Regions from separate parts of the Homo sapiens genome. Here all the other regions are linked to region 1. Evidence: chromatin contacts called from ENCODE Hi-C or POLR2A ChIA-PET data. All regions are on one chromosome and are shown on one strand. The core of a region is the stretch at or near the end of the contact, and the rest is flanking DNA. Distances in the headings are between cores, read along the strand shown.

Region 1 (2,700 bases), core at 101-2,600:
TGGGCCATGTGGTGAGTATTATAGCTATTAGAAGCTGTGGGTCATGGAAGAGAACGGTGGAACCCAGCAACCAGTGTTCAGCTCGATTAGGGCACTTAGCCGTGCAGTAACAAAGGCGAGCCTTTAGCCTGATCAGGTGCGGCAATGTGCACCTCACTGGATCAGAAACGCAGTGGACACCCTGCTGGATCCAGAGGGGTGTAAGTCAGCGGCAGGTCTGCGACGGCAGCAAACAGCAGCGGTGGACAGCGAGCAAAAGCTCAGCTCGAACCGTAACAAACACGGACCAGAAGAGTGTGCAGTTGCAAGATTTAATAGAATGAAAACAGAGCTCCCGTACAATGTGAGAGGACCCAAAGGGGGTTGCCCACTCTCTGCTCCAATGCCTGGGTTTATATCCCAATCACTGCCCCTCCCCCTGTGCTCTCAGGCGATATATGATTTGACTATTTCTTTACCTCCTGCTTTTAGCTTAATTTGTATTTTAGTGAGCCCTCTTTACTACCTGATTGGTTGGGCGTGAGCTGAGTTACAAGCCCTGTGTTTAAAGGTAGGTGCGGTCACCTTCCCCAGTTAGGCTTAGGAATTCTTAGTCGGCCTAGGAAGTCCAACTAGTCCTGTCTCTCACCACCACCGAGATGTCTCTTGTAGCTCATATTTTATGTGTACCATACTGGTGACCGAAATTATGTTTTGAAATGGGAAAATATAATGGACAATGCTAGTTAAACTTAATTAAAAATCTAACATATGGTCATGCTTCAAAATATCCTGGACCAGGTAAATATATTCAAAAGTCTCACGGAAGACAAAGAAAATAAAGTTAGGACCTTATGTCTGGTAAATTTCCTTACAAAAAAAAAAAAATGAAGATAATCCACAGGTTATGTGGAAAACATGAAAGAATAACTAATTTGTTAAACAAACATTAAGGAAAATAAACTCCCAATAAAAAGGTTAGGTAATTTAGCAAACAGGCACTTGAAGGCTATTTCCCATCTCTGACTGGTTCATTAATTAATTCAATAAATACTCAGTATTTACTATGTGCCAGTCATGATTTTAAGCCCTAGGGATATATCAGACAAAATCCCTATCCTCATGAAGGTACATTTTAGCAAGAGAGACAGACAACAAACAATTTTAACAGGAAAAATATATAATTATTTTACGCAGTGATTTGTGCTATGGAAAAAAATTAAGCAGATAAAGAAGTAGGTATGTGTTTGTATGGTGAGAGTGAGGGAAGAGAGAGACCCTCTCACATTGTTTTATATTTTATACTCAGTACCTGTTTTAAGAAAAAAACAAGGAAGTGAAATCAAAGACAGGCAGCCTGGCCCCAGGCCCAAAACCACGCCCGAGCCTGCATGGCCTAAACCTAGTAGTTAAAAATCAACTCATGACTTAGAACCCGATGTTACCCATAGATTTCAGGCATTGTATGGAAGAACATTGTGAAACTCCCTGCTCTGTTCTGTTTCACTCTGACTACCAGTGCATGAAACCCCGTCACATATCCCCTAGATTGCTCAATCAATCACAACCCTTTCATATAAAATCTTTAGTGTTGTGTGCCCGTAAAAGGGACGGAAATTGTGCACTCGGGGAGCTTGGATTTTAAGACAGTAGCTTGCCGATGCTCCCAGCTGAATAAAGCCCTTCCTTCTACAACTCGATGTCTGAGAGGTTTTGCCTGCGGCTTGTCCTGCTACAAGAGCAACAAATTTAAAGTGAGTAGGGCAAGCTTCACTGAAAAAAATGACTTTTGGAAAAAAATTAAAGCAAGAAAAAGGATTCCTTAGATTTTGGACTAGCAATGGGAACAAGTGTAAAGTCCCTAAAGCACAGGTGTGCCCAGTGTGCCTAACGAATAGCCAGAAGGCCAGTGTGCATACAGCAGGAAGAGAAAGAGAAAAAAATAGGCAACAAGGTCGAACAGGTCACAAGGGGAGCAGATCATGCTGGGCCTTATATGGTCAACATAAAGACTAGCTTTTCTCCGAGTGATACAGTACATCATTGTTTTGAGCAGAGGCCTAAGATTATTTCAATTAAAATTCTAAGGATCATTCTACTTGTCATGTTGAGAATAGATTGTAGAGGATGAAAAGCAGAGGCATGGGGATGAGTTGTAAGTCTATTAAAATAATCCATGAAAGAGATAATGGTCACTTGGGCTACAGCGATTAATGATGGAAATGAGGAAAGTGGTGAGATACTAGATAGAGTTCGGAGGTAAGGCCAATAGGATTTGCTGAGACACTGGATATGGAGTCAAGGTTTTGAAATGAGAAAATATAATGGACAATGCTAGTTAAACGTAATTAAGAATCTAACATATGGTCATGCTTCAAAATACCCTGGACCAGGTAAATATATCCAAAAGTCTCTCGGAAGACAAAGAAAATAAAGTCTTTGCAACCAAAAGGAACTAAAAGGACCTTTTAGTTGTCTTGAGCAACTAAAAGGAAAAGAGAAGAGTCAAGGTTATTGTCTTGAACAACTAAAAGAATGACACTAACTGCCTTTTGCTGCAAGGACTGTGAGAGGTCTGTGGCAGAGAAAGGGTATGTCATGAACTCTCTTTTGGACTTACTTTCTAACAATATGCCGTGACGAGTATGATAAAGCCTAAGTGAAACAGTATGAGAATTCCTAACACCTAGAGGGTAAATGGAGAGGTCTCATCTACTAATG
Region 2 (2,700 bases), core at 166-2,665, 2.0 Mb after region 1:
TCTGAATAGTCATTTTGTGTAAGTGAACTAAAGTAAGCTAAATATGACATTTGACAGGAGAAAACATGGTCTATATTTCTTTTTAATAAATTTTTAATTAACAGTTTGTAAAACCATGGAGATTATTTTTCAGTAAAAGGATAAACCAAGCAATCTTCAGTGTAAGGAATAAATAGACAGCAGGCAGAAAGTTGGTTCACAATCATTGCTGTTTTGCAGCATTTTGTAAAGTTCCTAAGTCAGTGACAGCTTGTGCTCTCAACTATGCCTCTGGTAAGCCAGAATAAACTCCCAACTAATTAACTAAAGGGAGAAAACCTTGCTAAATCCTATTTACTTTTTGTAAGATACCAGGACGAAGGCTATCTATTGAGTTGCATTTATCATTTCAAGCGCTTTGGAAGTACTTAGTGCTTTCAAGCCATTTTGATTAATTTAAGCTCTTAGAATAAATTAATAAGTATTCACCCAGAGGCCAGAATAAGTAGGTGTAGTAATATTTCAGTGGCTTGGGCACTTTGTCAGATGTATTCTGACTTGGAAGGCAGAGCTTCACTGGCCACAGTTGTCCCCTTAGGTTGGCCTTGCCACAATTGCAGTGGAGCTGTAGCAGGGTGCCTGGCACAAGAGGCTTGAAATACATGTAGAAAATTTTGCTTGAAAGGTAAGTCAAACTGTAGCTATCATTTGGAAGTAGTAGAGTTATGAACTATGATCGTACCAATACTTTTTTAAAAGGGTTTTATCAAGCTTGCAGTTTATTTAAAATCATTTTGCTTTGTTGGACTTTAAATTCCTAACATTGGAGTGTGGGTTTTTAAAAATTCTGTAAACCAGTTTAATTCACACTTATTTTTCCACTGAACTTTGAATTTTCTAGTGGATTTTATCTGTTTAGTGAACTTACAGATCTGCATCTGGCTTTGTAGTTTGCTAGCCTTTCCAGACTACATAGCAATATATCTCTTTCATATGAGGGTTAATGAGTAGCCAGATTACACTCACCAGTCCATTGTTACATTAAGAGCCACAGAGTTTGCTATCTCCCTTCCATCCCCTTTCATACTTTTTTCCTTTCACAGTTTTATTTGATATAGTAAAGCAACTTTTAAAAATTGAGATTTTTATATTTTAAAACAATATATAGTTTTTAATTTTGCTCCCTTGTAGGTTCTTACTCTATTTTATTGTTAGTTTTAAATTATGGCAATTAATATGAGCTTAGTAATGGTCTAATCAAGGTAGATCTTGCTCCTTGCCTCTTCATCCCCACTTTCCTATACCGTTTTTACCTGCAGATTTGCATGTTTGACCTAGCAGAATAATTGGGTCCACAGCAACATGGGCGTGCCTCCCTTAGAAACACTTGGTTTCATGTATGACTCATAAGCTGAAGCACAGACACCACTTCCCCAATCTACAGGAGCCATTTTAACAGCTAAAACTTGTCGGATTGCTTTTTATTTTCAAGCTCAAAAGACGATAGAGAAAGAATACTTGAAGGTAACTTGTTACAATTTTGTATGTTTGCTTCTGGCTTTTTCTTGAGCTGATAAACAGAGGGTGGTTCTTACCTGTTGAAGAACATGGCTGAATGTGTTCTTTAACCCTCTGATAAAATGTGTGTGGTCAGTCACATGCCTGATTGAACTTAATTGCTAGGGGGAAACAAAGCACTGAAATTCTGGAAAGTTTTAGATCTTCTTGCTAAAGCATTTTGTATGTCTTTGTGATTTTTTTTCTATGTAATTTAAGAATAAAAGAGGTTTTTTGTTTGTTTATTTGTTTTTAAGTACCACAAAGCAAACTAAGGTCAAATTTTAATTTAAAAAACCTAATTGTATTTTTTGGGGTAGTTGAAGTTACAGTTAAGTAAACCGTATTATTCCTGTGTGATATAGATGTTAAATATCCAGGGGCAGTGGCTTTGTTTTGGCATTTTAGCTAAGGGTGAAGTTTTGGGACAACTCAGCCATAGGTGTTGCTCATTGACTGTTATTTATTTATTTTTTTCTCCCTCTCTGTTTTTTAAAGTTAATGAAATTATATTAAATGTTTCATTTTGGAAACCCAATGGAAATTTAAATGAATTGTTATTTAGATAATAAGTAAAAATGAATATTAGATTATTTAGATAACAAGTAAAAGTGAATATTAAATAGAGGAAGAAAGACTAGAATGATTCATTTACTATTAGAAAAAAATGAAGTTTTATAATTCACACTGAAAACTTGTTCTGAGTAACAACCTTAGAAGTAAAGCTGTCTTCTAAGGAAACGTAGTTATTTCAATTTTGTGTAAAAAGAAAAAGTGATGAGTATTGGCCTTCCTTTTGTATTACTGTTCTTAAAATTTGCCTGCCTTGAATTAAAAACCTTCTGTAAATGAAAAGATTGCTCAGTCTTTTCCTGAAGTACTTGTCATTGTAGTTATGAGATTTTGGCTGGCAAGTATACATCCTACTGTGCCTTAAAGTTCTAGGTGCTCTGTAAAGATGAGTGCAGTAGTATTTTATTTCTGAAACATATTTATGAAGATAAAATTGGAATATGCAGTGATTCCAAAAAATAAAGTTTTTGGATATAAAACTTGCCAAATCATTTCTTGTTGACCAAAATGATATTTAGCTAGTTCTTTGAGAATTTGCTATGCACTTACTAAGTGCTTGAAGGCCTGTCAGATTAAAGGGAAGAGACAAAG
Region 3 (2,700 bases), core at 194-2,693, 2.4 Mb after region 1:
AACAAAAGAAATAACAAACACTGACCTGTTTGGACAGAAAATACTTTGTTCTTGGGGTGAGCTTAAGCTTCAGGAAGGCTACTGATACTTTAGTTAAGGGACGAGGACAAAAAGAAATCCTTAAGCTTTCATCCACATTTTACTAAGAACAGGTCAGTCCTTCCCATTAGGTACTGTCTCTATTGCATGCACAGGAAACTGAGGTGAAGAGAAGCGAAGTGACCTGCTCCAGACTGAGGTCCTGAGACTCAGGGCTTGGGGGATGCTAAAGCCGCCCTTCTAACTGGATCATCAGATGAGCAGAATAGCGCCCAGGAGCGCCCTCATTGAGAAAGTCTTTTGGTTTTGCTTTGGACGATACTTAGAGAGAGAGAGTGTAGTGTAGTTCAGAGGCAGTGGTAACCAGGGCTACCTTCAGAGCCAGACATTGCTTGGCTTAGGACTCTGCTTCCAAATAATGTTCATCGTCCCTCCCTTTCCCTTTCCTTATCCTTTAAAAGAAATCACAGTGACCTAAAGCAATTCTTTTAATTCCCTTTACATATGATGCTTGCATGAAGTGTGTGGCCCTTTAGCTTTTTCTTGAGTAATTGGTTCCTAATAGATGGACAGGATTTGTGCTATTTTAGTGTAGGATTATCTAGAGTTTTTAATGTTTGTTTTATTCAAGGAGTGGAATCTATGGCCCTGTGGGGGCAGAGGTTCTGTAGTGTTTAGAACCTTGAGTATTGTCACAAATCCGTTCAAGCTTGTTTAACTTAACCTTGGACAAATTAACATTTAAGGATAGGTTTTCTCACATGTATAATGAGGATAGCACTTGCTAAGATTGTCGTGAGGATTGAGGGATTGGGTTTGCCACATAAGGCAAAGGTTGCTCTCTCCCGTTCTCAGTCGTTTTATTTTCGAAGATTTTTCAGATAGAAGGGAGAAAGGAAAAAACTTCTAATTAGGTCTAAATTCTTCCTCTGCTAAAGACTGGGCTAGTGGTTCTCAGCTGGTCCCTCTGACATTTGGCAATTCAAGAAACATCTTTTGTTGTCACAGCTTGGGTGGGGATGTGTTGCTACTGGCATCTAGTGATTAGAGATCAGGGGTGCTGCTAAACACCGTGCAAAGCACAGGACCGACCTCCCATAACAGAGAATTATCTGACCAGTAGTGCTGGCCACTATGTGTGTCAGTAGTGCTGAAGTTGTGAAACCCTCCCTGCTCTAGACAAAATTAGTTTATTTTTTTCCTGCATGAAAATGCCTTTGTTGCTTAGTGAGTGATTTTGAACTATTGGAATAAAAAACTGAGAGAATTCCTAACTTAGTTACTAGTGTTTTTATTTACTGCACCTAAAACTAGAAGAATGACGTGTAGGGCTCTGGACTACTGACAGGCGACCCTGTGGTAGGGCCAAGCAGGGTTAGACTGTCAGAGGGTCTGACCTCCTATTCCATCAGCCCTGAGGCTTGTGACCTCTGAAGAGATGAGTCACTCTGCTGGCTCTTGAACCTTCTCCATATCCCTGCTTCCCTTTTCATTGTCTTAGTAACTGTTGTTGTTTTTTTTTTTAAAGACAGAGTTTCCCTCTTGTTGCCCAGGCTGGAGTGCAGTGGCACTATCTGATCTCAGCTCACTGCAACCCCCTGCTCCCGGGTTCAAGCGATTCTCCTGCCTCAGCCTCCCAAGTAGCTGGGATTACAGGCACGCACCACCACACCTGGCTAATTTTTGTATTTTTAGTAGAGACGGGGTTTTACCATGTTGGTCAGGCTGGTCTCGAACTCCTGACGTCAGGTGATCCACCCGCATTGGCCTCCCAAAGTGCTTGGATTATAGGCGTGAGCCACCGTGCCTGGCCTTAGTGACTGTTCTGGAGTTACAGAGGTGGTGCGCTGCCCTGCCCCCCTTCCTTCCATTTCAGAACTTCCAGTGATGGTCTGAAGTTTCTACTGCCTTCAGTGCCTCATCACAGTATGAATACAGTGCCCATCCTTCTGATGACCACTTCTCACCACTGTCGTGAGTGGGCATGTATTTTCCTAGGACCATTGCCACCTTCTGAAACCTTAGGCCCCCTCCTCCTCCTCCCAGACTGCCTATTTTGCTGCCTTTTTTGTGAAGCTTGTTGTCTTGATTTCCTCCCCAATTGAATGGGATTTCTCTGTTTCCTTTGATTCCCCCCTTAACAGGTGTGCTCTCTCTTGGAACTTTTTGTGAGTTAGTCTCTCGCCCCCAAATCTCATTGGACTGTAAGCTTTTAAGGGCAGAATTCTATTTACTTTTCCTTTCTGGTCCCAGGAAACATCTTAATATTTAGTTTCTCACACACAATGGGAATGAAACAGACATTTAAAAATGACAAATTTTAGCTTTTTTTTTTGTTGGAGAAGCAAAAATGTATTCTTTCATATAATGTCTTCCTTACATCACTTCAACGTTCCTCTATAAGTTATCTCCTTATGGTGATGATGGTGATGCCAGAGGTTCTCATCTGGCTTGACATGTTTTTCTAGTGCATCCTTTTAAATTACTAGGTCCTTAAATTAAATGATCTGGTTCACTGCTGTCATTGTACTAAACTGACCCTAAACCAATCCTTGCTGTTCCTAAATTTAGAAACAGAAAGAACCTTCACAGCATTCCAGCCTTTCTGCCACTGAAGTCTACTGACAGAAAAACCAAATTTCAAGAATTTTTTAAAATACA

What was found. A loop is a pair of places that touch in the nucleus more often than their neighbours do. ChIA-PET counts read pairs that join two places held with the same protein, here RNA polymerase II (POLR2A). Pooled maps may share reads with other maps.
Region 2: a map with no recorded cell type shows a loop between it and region 1 (7-fold over the local background). The contact joins the promoter of ELF1 here to the enhancer-like site in region 1. A Hi-C loop is called at or near these places in 1 of 37 single-sample maps with no recorded cell type and 2 of 50 pooled maps. POLR2A ChIA-PET finds 5 or more read pairs at or near these places in 1 of 52 experiments (CD4-positive, alpha-beta T cell).
Region 3: a map with no recorded cell type shows a loop between it and region 1 (6-fold over the local background). The contact joins two enhancer-like sites. A Hi-C loop is called at or near these places in 2 of 37 single-sample maps with no recorded cell type.

What each region holds. Positions count from the first base shown.
Region 1 is chr13:43,044,326-43,047,025 of GRCh38, reverse strand. The region is part of intron 1 of DNAJC15 (DnaJ heat shock protein family (Hsp40) member C15); the gene reads right to left. Among named protein-coding and RNA genes, the nearest start is that of DNAJC15, 22 kb to the right of the region's middle. RefSeq lists enhancers at 202-877, 1,219-1,278, 1,379-1,428. Within about 2 kb of position 1,350, at least 16 of the 41 ENCODE cell types and tissues checked have a DNase peak (open chromatin) inside an H3K27ac peak, as active enhancers do.
Region 2 is chr13:41,018,031-41,020,730 of GRCh38, reverse strand. ELF1 (E74 like ETS transcription factor 1) reads left to right here and starts at 1,415. Exons shown (of 9, transcript NM_172373.4): 1 at 1,415-1,503. RefSeq lists an enhancer at 1,421-1,530.
Region 3 is chr13:40,638,064-40,640,763 of GRCh38, reverse strand. The region is part of intron 1 of FOXO1 (forkhead box O1); the gene reads left to right. Among named protein-coding and RNA genes, the nearest start is that of FOXO1, 27 kb to the left of the region's middle. Within about 2 kb of position 1,443, at least 10 of the 41 ENCODE cell types and tissues checked have a DNase peak (open chromatin) inside an H3K27ac peak, as active enhancers do.